Regions from separate parts of the Mus musculus genome. Here region 2 is linked to region 1. A link is a loop called in an ENCODE intact Hi-C map of the cell type or tissue named here. Cell type or tissue: left cerebral cortex. All regions are shown on one strand. Each heading gives the region's core, and the rest is flanking DNA. Links, peaks and the distances in the headings are about the cores only.

The links. A loop is a pair of places that touch in the nucleus more often than their neighbours do. Peaks named below come from ENCODE experiments on the same cell type or tissue, not always from the same donor. Only the 100,000 strongest peaks of a DNase experiment are listed, where the experiment ranks them.
Region 2: a loop joins it to region 1, with 2.3 times the contacts of the local background. A loop is called at or near these places in 2 of 42 quality-filtered maps.

Annotation. Positions count from the first base shown.
Region 1 is chr4:84,881,876-84,887,262 of GRCm38, forward strand. It overlaps Cntln (centlein, centrosomal protein), which reads left to right and starts at 2,434. Exons shown (of 26, transcript NM_175275.4): 1 at 2,434-2,949. The coding sequence starts at 2,590. In left cerebral cortex, for the core only: CTCF peaks have their summits at 726 (motif pointing right), 2,327 and 2,562; DNase peaks (open chromatin) are centred at 2,457 and 3,001; H3K4me3 peaks cover 1,843 bases; H3K27ac peaks cover 945 bases.
Region 2 is chr4:84,969,419-84,974,805 of GRCm38, forward strand. Cntln (centlein, centrosomal protein) reads left to right here. Exons shown (of 26, transcript NM_175275.4): 6 at 1,713-1,846; 7 at 4,445-4,607. Among named protein-coding and RNA genes, the nearest start is that of Cntln, 88 kb to the left of the region's middle. In left cerebral cortex, for the core only: no CTCF peak of the experiment used is centred there; DNase peaks (open chromatin) are centred at 2,409, 3,286, 3,859, 4,514 and 2 more places; H3K27ac peaks cover 1,718 bases.

The DNA.
Region 1 (5,387 bases), core at 103-5,102:
ATAGAAGTTGGTGATTTTGGGGTTAGTGGGAGGAAGAATGTGAAATGACTGAATGGGCATGGAGGTTCTGACTTGAGATGATAAAAATGTTCTGGAACTAGACTGTGGGGATGGTTACTAACATAATACTACTTCATTGATAGTTGAAATAATTTAAAACGTTATGTGATAAATTTTACGTTAAGTGATATTGCCATTATACAAGTCTTCTAAAAGTATTTGCCTAGGCAAAGATACAGATTCAAGATATTACCCTTTGGGAGACTCTATCTATCCATCTATCTATCCATCTTGTATCTATTATCCTATCTATCTATCTATCTATCTATCCATCCATCTTGTATCTATTATCCTATCTATCTATCTATCTATCTATCTATCTATCCATCTTGTATCTATTATCCTATCTATCTATCTATCTATCTATCCATCTTGTATCTGTTATCCTATCTATCTATCTATCTATCTATCTATCTATCCATCTTGTATCTATTATCCTATCTATCTATCTATCTATCTATCCATCTTGTATCTATTATCCTATCTATCTATCTATCTATCTATCCATCCATTGTATCTGTTATCCTATGTATATTTATAATACTTCTATCATCTATCACCTATCAATTGATCGATTGAGATATTGCATCAAACACACTAGAAATCATAATAGAAAATATTACATTGCTTTTCCAAAGACTCTAGGGTTAAATGAAGAAATAAGCAATGACCAGTAGGAGGCACTCACATGTATTTCAGGCTATACCAGTGAATTCCCAGTGTTAAACCCAGTAAAATACCATATATTCTTGGAATGCAATGCTTTGTTTCAAATTACTGTTGAGATGAAAGGCATTGTTTTTTGAATTAAATGGATTTAAACTCTAGCTTCTCTAATATAGTATCAGACATGGAGTGTCATGAAATTTACAATGACCTCTGAAGTCTCAGTTTCTAGTACAATGCGGATGACATCTAATTCGATATAAGTGAATTTAATTTGAAAACTATTATTGGACTCAGCAAATGTTAGATGTTCAACACGATAGTTCTTTGTAGGACAAGTTTATATGTACTTTTCCTTTTTTATTTCTATGGGTACCTATGTGTGTGGAGACCTGAGGTCCTGCGTCTCCTTCAATCATTCCCCATCTCAGTTTTTGAGACAGAGACTCTTAATGATCTTGGAGCTTGCAGATTTGGCTAGAGTAGCTGACCAGCAAGTCACAGGATCTGGCCTCTGTCTCCTAAATTCTGGGATTACAGGTCTGCCAACATCATGGCAGCCGGCTTTGGAAAACACACGTGGGCTCTGAGGGATTGAATTCATGATTTCACGGCAAGCACTGCATGGGCTGAGCCATCATGGCCCCGAGCCCTACATGCACTGGAAACATGTAATTCTCTAATACACTTTGCAGTGTTGGAAGGATGACCAGAGGCAGTCTTCGGGCATGCCGACTCAGTACAGGCAAAAATGGTTTGAAAATGGTAACTTCACGGTGGGACTCTCAATCCCTACTTCAAATCTCTTCCAAGAATTCTGTAAACTTTTCCTAGAAAACAAAACAAACAAACAAACAAACACCCCCCCCCCAACAAACCAGCAACAACAAAAAAGTAATTCTATCTTTCTGTGAAACTCAGCTCAGCGTGCGCGCGTTCACTAAGTTTAGCACTCTGGAGGAAGTGTCTTAAGGGCAAAGAAAGGTTATTGTGTTTTTGAAGTTTATAGCAAAGCAAGTGAGAAAAGACCAGAGACTAAAAAAGTGAGTCAGTCTCATTTCTTTCATCAGACTCCATTGCTGACTTTAGTTCGGTCCAAGGACACCAAGCCGTTGGGCCTTGTAGGACAAAGTTGCTCTGATATCCAGCCAAGGGATAAAGAAATTGACATAAAGACTCAAAGGAAACCATGACTCTTGCAAAACAAAAGACAAAGGGTGTAGGAAGGATCATAATTCAAGTGGGAAGCCTGCTCGATAGTCCCAGCTCAGCACAAGGCTTTCCGCGTCTCCTTGACTTCAGTCGGTTAGATGTCAGCCGCACGTAAGGCAGCGTTGCCAAGGGGTGTGAAGAAAACACTTAACTCTAAAACCTATTCCCTGATCCTCAAGGAGCTTACAACAGCGTTGGAGAGATTAGCGGGGTAACTAACACTTGAGGGCGGTCAATGAAACGTGAAAAACGAGTTGGCAGAAGCCTTGGAGGAGGAAAGAATTCACAGTTCTGGATCACTGGGGGCTGGGGGCTTGTCAGGAAGGCTTTAAGACGAGGGATGTAAAGTAGGCCCTCGGCGGAGCTAGGGCGTTAGGAGGGCGGGAAAGTCAGGCACTTCGGACTCGGGACAGTGGAGGCGCCAGCAATGAACTTGCTGGTCGAGCCTCCGCCGGCCCGGCGCGCATGCGCAGATCAGCTCAGCCGCCCGCGCTCGGAGCTGGGCCCGCGGCAAGCCCACTAGGAACCGCGATCGCCGGACCAGGCGGGAAAAGCTCCGCGCATGCGTAGGACGGCAGGCCAGGCTCCCCAGGATGGGGAAGGGAAGGTGGAGTTTTCAAGCGGGAACTTGACCCGTTAGGCGCCGCGGCCATGGCGGCGCGCTCGCCGTCTTCCTCGCCGCCTCCGCCCCCGGTGCGGCGGTCCAGCCGGCGGTCCCTGCGCGTCGGGCGCGGAGCCGAAGTGCACGCTGTGCGCAGCGAGGCCTCGGGTCTGGCGGGCGCCGCGAGGGAGGTCGTCGCGGATAAAAGCGACTTACTTTGGAGGGGCGAAGAAGGGTCAGGGGGACGGCGAGGGTCGGGGCGGGCCGGGGCCGCTGTCGCTCCTGTCGCCAGCGCGCCCGCGGGTTCCTGGTGGCCAGAGGGCCTCTCCTCGGAGGAGGCGAAGGCGACGCGATCGCAGCTGCTGGAGGAAGAGCTGAGCAGCCTAAAGGAGGAGCTGGCCCTGTGTCAGGTATCAGGACTGGCCGCCGGCCTTCCTGTCCACGGCCCCGGCCGGGGGCAGCGCCGCCCATCACCGCCGCCCGAGCTCATGCTCGCGGCCCGGGGCACCTAGTGAACCCTCCCGGGACGCGCCCTCCAGGCTCCACGCCCTGCCTCTGCCCACTGTCTGGGCTGCAGGCTCTGTCCCGCTGCAGACCCGGGTTTCGATTTTAATAGGATGCTCTCCAGAGGCTCCTTCCTCAAAGCCCAAGTTCCTGGTGCTGTCTAGTGATACCCAGTGCCCACGAGTGGAGTGCATTCGTGAATTGAAATAAACAGGACCGTGTCAGAAAAATAAAATCCACTGATGGAAATTGCCCGTTTTTAAACTTCAGACCCACACTTAACCCTTGTTCTTACCTTGTTAAACTTAAGTTCCAAACACAACCACAGTTTTTAGAAAGCCCTGGGAACGGGACTACAACCTTAGGATGCTACGTATTCATTTATTAACTTCCAGTGATCCCATAGTGAAGTACTTTCATGTGAGTGTGCCAGAGGAAAGCAGTTGTTAGAGCAGTCATCTCACATTACTTCCCAGATTAGTTTGAGGGTTTGGGGATGGTGAGCTTGCCTGTCCTTCAGTGCAGAGTATTTATTTATTTATTTATTTAGTTAGTTTATTGGTTTTGCCTTCTCACCACCATCTCCTTAGATTTGGCTCTAACCACATATAGGGTTAGGAAATAAAAATGTTGAGAATTCATTCAGTTAATTACAAGTCTTTAAGGGAAAAAAATCGCTGTATTTAAGAGACACTAATTAGGAACCGCCAACACCAGAGACAGCATCAACAGAGCAGCATTATCACGTTAGATTAGTAAAACCTTGAAACTCTCTTACGGTTCTGTTGGGTTCTCTTGCTCCGTTTTATAGGTCTTTTCTGTAAAGACAAGAGAATCGTGTGTAACTTGAATACATCATTGGTTAAGCAGATTGGGGAGCAATGATCAGACTGCACCCCTTTCAGTTACTCATTTTCTATTGGCTGGCAAAACAGCAAAAGGATGTCTATAGGTCAGGGATGAACTAAGGCATTTTGTCCTCTGTAAACCTCGCCCTTGGGGAATTTAAAGATGTGTGCTCATGCTAAAGGCTTTGCTAAAGTAACAATCAATGGCCCTGCCCACATATTCTATACTGTCTCTCTACTCCCATATTTATAACCTTAAAGATGAAAATGTCCAGTATGGTACTGGCCTTGGTGATTTTGGGCACTCCTGGACTAGGAAATGATTGCAATACTTGAGGCAGATGTAAGAAATAGAAATGGTCCTGATTAGCTTAGAATGGCAATTCTTGAAATTTGATAATATTAGGAGATGATCAGAGACATTTCAGTAATAGATTCCAAGAAAGGAGGTTGGCAGTATCAAGATTATAGCCAAATCATTTTCTTGTCATAGGGAGACTAAGGGGAAATAACTAAACTAGTTGTAGCATAACAAAGTTAAACCTTTAGATTTTTCATGTGAATTTTACTTATTATCCACCCATAAATCACAGAACCTGAGAATATTTCAATATATTGTTAGTGCAATCTAAAGTAAAAAAAAATCATTTTATATTTCAACTTACATGGAACACATATATAGGTATGAAACACTTGTATAGGTCTATGCAGTTGCAGAGAGATTACTTACCATAACAGAATGTCATCAACTTTCCTAAGTTTCTTTAAAAATATTACTGAGATTCAAATAATATTTATGCCCTGTAAGGGTCAAACATGCAGCTTTGAAAAAAGAGCTTTGCTACTGAATGTATTACCATGAGTAGTGCTTGATTTATGTTTGTTTCTTTCTTTAATATTTAATTTATTTGATTATTATCAGTGAAGAAGTTTGGGTGATTCCATGTATCACTCTTGGAGCACCTCAGAAAAGTCACATGGTGGAAGACAAATGTTTCTCTTCCTGTGAGCCCCTGATTGTATTATCTAGTTAAGCATTTTTGCATGTGTCCCCAGGTTAGGAAGGAAATTTCATGAAGGAAAGGCTGCTTAGATGGAGTGAAAAGCTGTCTATTGTGTTTACAGAGGGAAGGAGTAGCTTCTAAATGTAGCAAGGAATTTTCATGATGTTTTTATCCCATATTTCATTTTTTAAGAGATTATTCTAGTCTCTTCTTTGTTGCTATGCCGTCTTTCAAGACTAAATCCTTTTTGTGACAACATGCAGAAAAGTATGTGCTTATGCACAGCCATCACCATTTGTAGACAAGTTGATGAAACAAGAAGATGTTGGATTTACAGTGTGTGTGTGTGTGTGTGTGTGTGCGCGCGCGCGTGTATATGTGTGTTGTAGCAGCCAATAGCCAACAACATTTACTAACCATAAACCAGTTTTGGATGAGAATTATTTAGGGCTTTTAAGTGACAGACATGTATGGTCATTACCAAATTCTCAT
Region 2 (5,387 bases), core at 307-5,306, 88 kb after region 1:
AGGACACTGTTCTGCTTCCATGTGTATGTGGGCTTTCTGTTGTTCTTGTTGCTATTGAAGACCAGCCTGAGTGCATGGTGATCTGATAGGATGCATGGGATTATTTCAATAACTTTGTATCTGTTGAGGAAGAAATATATAGCCAACGGAGTTTTAGGCAGGAGAAATGTTTGTTCTTGTCTATGATTTAAGTTAGTTTAAGGAAGTTCCAGACTATCGACTGCTGCTGTCTGCATTAGATTCTTCCTAACTCTTTAGAGGATTATATTCTTAAGAGATAATTACTGGGGGTTTAAACATGTTCATTACACAAGTGTGTCATTAGCTTTCTGTATCAGTTGACATTTGTTGTAAAAGTTAGGAGTGAAATAATTTTCTGAGCATGTGTCTGTAACCAAAATAACTGAAAAATATAAGTTTAAAACCTTGCTTTTATGAAATTTATATCATCGGTGATATGTAGACATGCATAAGCAATAAAACCTTCAGCTTTGTCACATAGGGATAAGTGGTATGAAGAAAAATGTGACAAGAAAAATGTTTGTAGCTTAGATTGGGGAGGTTTCTAGTTAATTAGGATAGTACCAATAACGTTTAATGTGTGTGCTTGCATGTGGGACCACCCACCACAGCATGGTAGCCCTCAGGGATGGCATTCCTGAAGAAATATGATTCTCCCTCCTCCCACAGATCCTCAGTTGCCAGTAGCTTCACAGCTAGAGGTAGGACTTCAGGAAGTCCTTCTCTACCCATGCTGAGAGTTTGACTGCTCTGATCTTGTGCAGCCCTTATGCTTGTCACAGCTTATGAACATGGGCCCCTTTGCTATTCAGCAAATAACGTTTCATTGCAGGCACCCACCACTTGTGGCTCCTGTTGCTTCCTATTCTTCAGTGATCCCAGGGCCTTTGGGAATGGGGTATAAAATGGACTTAGAGTTTAACAATCTATAGTTTTTACTCACTGGGAGTTGACCAGTTGTGAGTATCTGTGTTAATCTCTGTCTAATGCACATAGAAGCTTCTCTAGTGATGGTGGAGAGAAGCACTAATTTCTTATTATAAAGATAATATATTAAGGGTAGTTTAATACTATTTCAATAATAGTTTTGGTAGATCAAGCCTAGGGCCTCAAACATACTAGGCAAGCATGTTGTGTAGTACCAGGCAGCATCCCCAGCCTCTAGTCTCCCTTGAACTTCAGATTTTCTAAGGGTTTTTGCATAGCAATATTTTTCTGTTACCTATTTCACTCTAATGTTCGTTTGTCTCTTTTACACACTTTTGAGATTCTAAGGCCTCCAGTTTGCAATTTTTCCTTTATCCAGTTTCTTGAACCCTCTCACACGAAGCATGGGTCAAGTGGAATCTTGAGATTGGCAACTTTGTCTGAATGCTACCTAAGTACTTAAAAAATTTACCTGGTTTCCAGGCTAGAGAAAATTTACCTGGTTTCCAGGCTAGAGATCAAAGCTCTTTACCTGTGGTTTTGTTTTTTTTTCTTTTGTGATTTTGTTTTACCTGTTATAAACCTTTTAGATTTACCATTTCTACATCCTTGCATTTTGTATTAATTTCTTCTTTGTAGTTAAGTGTCTAGCAGGATACAGAGATGAATCCTGTACATTCCCCCTGCATCTTATAAAATAAATATCATATACTTTTGTTTATACTTCATGTTTATTATGTTTAATACAAGTGCTCTAACTTTAGGTCCTTGAAGAAAATTTGATTGAAGCAAAGAAAGAAATTGAGTCAGCACAGACTAAATATAATGTTGTGTCACAACAGCTGAATAACAAACAGGCTGAACTTCTCCAAAAAGATATGGATATTACATTGATCAGGCAAGTATATTCAGTTTTGAATTTTATTAGAATATCAGTAGTCATTCAGCATGCGCACTTATGTACATGGATATTGTTAATACTTCCAAATGATAACAGTATGTCTCCCATAGGCACATATAGTTATGCAGTGAAAATCCGGAATAGTGTGACTAAAGCGGCACTAGTTAGTTGGGGGAGCGGGCTCCCCAGCACTGAGAGATCAGGACTCTGTTTAAACAAGAACAGTGCTTGCATATTGTTTTCTGAACTTTTCTTCTGAATATGAACAGTGCATTTTCCTTAATTTAAAACACTGGACTCACTTTTCTTACCTGTTCTTAAAGAGATTAGGATGCTGACAAAGGCACCTTAGGGAAGGACAGCTCCCTCCACCCCACCCCCACCCCCAGGTCCCCAGAGGGGAAGGTGTGTGGCATCTATGAACAAGTACTTCCTGTCCATGTGCTGCCGTGTGAGGTGAGACTAGGAAGCAGAGAGAATTCCCATCTGGATCTGACACCGGAGTACGACCTGCCAACCCCATGCCCGCATTGATCTGGGTTTGCATCCAGGCTCCAAGCCTAGAAAGTCAGCAACCTCAGCAGACAGTGCCAAGAGCTCGGGAGCCAGCCACAGCTCGGGAGCAGTGAGTTTGTGAGGAACAGTTCACAGCAGACTTGCACACAGACCCACGTACTTTTCATAATTCCTGTTCACTTTTCTTTGTTTCCTTATAAAGTCAGGTCAAATTCAAGCCTTCCCAGTGGCCCAGAGAGAGACAAGAAGGGAAGGAGGGAGAGAGAGGAAGGGAGGAAGGGAGGAAGGGAGGGAGGGAGGAAGGGAGGAAGGGAGGAAGGAGGGAGAGAGAGGAAGGGAGGAAGGGAGGAAGGGAGGAAGGAGGGAGAGAGAGGAAGGGAGGAAGGGAGGAAGGGAGGAAGGGAGGGAGGGAGGGAGGGAGGAAAGGAGGGAGAGAGAGAGAGAGAGAGAGAGAGAGAGAGAGAGAGAGAGAGAGAGAGAGAGAGAGATCTAACAGCATGGCTATAAAGTAGTGTAAGAGGTAGGACAAAGCACACACTCGTCGTCACACAGACATTTTAATTCTCAAAAGTCTCAGTAATGTGAGCATCTCCCTTCTCTATATCGTCTGGTTGTGTTTGTTATCACTGATGATACATATATTTTGAATTTAAAAATAATAATTTTGTGTATATGAATTCTTGCTCTTATTAAGAGACAGGCGGTGTATCTGAATACTGGAAGATAAATAATTTTTGTTCTTATTTTCTGCCTGTTATAGTTTAACTTCCTGACACACTTTTTACATGCAGCATTTATTGACATAGGTCTCTTGGCCACCGGGCTCTCACTGTCCACAGCGGACATACTACTGCTATCTCCTTTGTTAAGATTTCTGTTTTAGTAAGAGAAAACAGCACAACCTAAACCCATTTCTTCTGTTTAAATGCCTTTATCATATTCCTTAGAGGCACTGTGAAGTTCCTTATTCACTCATCCTCAAGATTTGAAGGTTATTTTTATACATTCCCACTCTTCAGTATTCTATGACTACTGAAGACAGTAGAAGATAGGTTTTGCATATGTATTTGTCTGTGTGGGTACAGGGTTTATAAATACACTTGAGAAAATTCTTGCCTTAAATGTCTAAAAAGCAAAGCTTATTTTCTCTGTATTAATTTTCATCAGTCTCAAATAACTATTTGCATATTTTTATCTTAAATCCTTTCATATTTTTAAGCTATACATAAGAAAATTGCCACTTTAAGTGCACTCTACATAATATATAAAATAAAATGTATTTTTGTTTATATATGTATATAAAATAGGTATTTTAACCAACTAGATGGTGGAACCTGAAATAATGTCTCTATAATTACTCTTTCTGTCAAAATAGAATATCCAAACAATTTTTAGTTTTTTATGATTCGTGTTACACAAGATTTCCTGCCATGGGGATCTGGAAGTCTGGACCCCAGAGGTGGTGCTCTCCTGGGTCCTGAGCATCTTAGCTCTTCCACTGGGTCATTTGTCTCCCACTTTACCAGTGTTCACCTGGGTGTTGCAAGGACAGTTTCCCTTGTGTTGTTTTTCTTCCTTCTGACTGTGGCGCCTCACTGTCTTATAGATCATCTCCAGAGTCACATGGTGGTTTGAAAACTTTATTAGACCTTTTGATGTATTTTATTTTTTCACTATACTTAATGTAAAATGAAAGCATAACTTACCATATATTTAAAAGTATCTGATGACTATAGTGAGAACCACTGCTTATGAGTTCATGGAACTAAAATTTTAACTTTATTTCAATAAGAAGGTGGTTCTATGACAATATATCCAGAATTTTTTATTTCTATCAAGCTATAAAAGAAAATTGATAAGTATTTGCCTTTGAAAACCACAGTAGTTCTGTCGATATTTTCTAGATGTATGTGATAAATATTAAGTACTTTATATATTATCTTATTTATTAGTAAGTTTGCCTGCAATAAAAAATAGCAGATGAAAATAGGACGGCAATCTATCCCCTTAGATGAGCCCAGTTATTTAACTGCACTGACCTGTATTCATGCTTCTCTCCTTATCGCTTGCTCTGCACAGGAAAGAGCTGCAGGAGCTGCAGAACGTGTACAAGCAGAACAGTGCCCACACAGCCCAGCAAGCAGACCTGATCCAGCAGCTCCAGGCTCTCAACATGGACACGCAGAAAGTCCTGAGGAACCAGGAAGACGTCCACACGGCCGAGAGCATGTCATACCAAAAAGTACGCTGCTGTGTCACTGTGAAAATGTGAAGTTCTATGGATGAACTTAGGAAGACAGACTCAAGCTTTGAGAAATTTTCTATCTTTTTTTTACATGGTTTTTAACTTGTTAATATTTAAGTTTTTGTGAGCTTTCTATGGTAAAATTTAAAAAGTTGAAAATACAGACATAAAAGCAACTTGTAATCAGAACTTTTATTTCTTCTATGAAACATCTAGGTACAATAGTACTCGTATTATAAGAAATAATTGGATCAAGTGTGATCCTGATGTGTGACCTAAGGTACCTATGAAATCCACATCGTTTTATTGGTGAATGTGCTCAGACACTAAGGCGACAATGATGTGGTCTTCACAGGCATTCCTTTTCAATGATTTCCCTCTTTCTTTCTGAGTTTCTTGTTAGTAGTTGCTGTACTCTAGTTGATTCAGGATCCTGCAGCAAGGCTCACGTGTCTCTTTAGCTATGCCAACAGACATCATGAGAGTTATGTTCCTCTATAATAGCTGAGACTAGGTGAGGTTGGAGGAGGTTAAAGATGGTTTTTTGTTTTTTTATCCCCCAGTTCTGGGGGCAGCAGGTGGTAGGTGGAGCTTGTGGGTGTTCTTTACCCAGTGCAGTAGCTGATGCTGTGTGCAGGTGGGCTAGGCTGATGGGTGCAAGTATGTAGTCAGCTTCAAAGCTGTCTTTGTTGAGAGGCTTCTGTATGCTTATAGGGAGTCAGTGCTCGTCCCAGGAGATTTTTCTGGGCCCAGCAGGTTCTCAGTTACTCTAGAGGC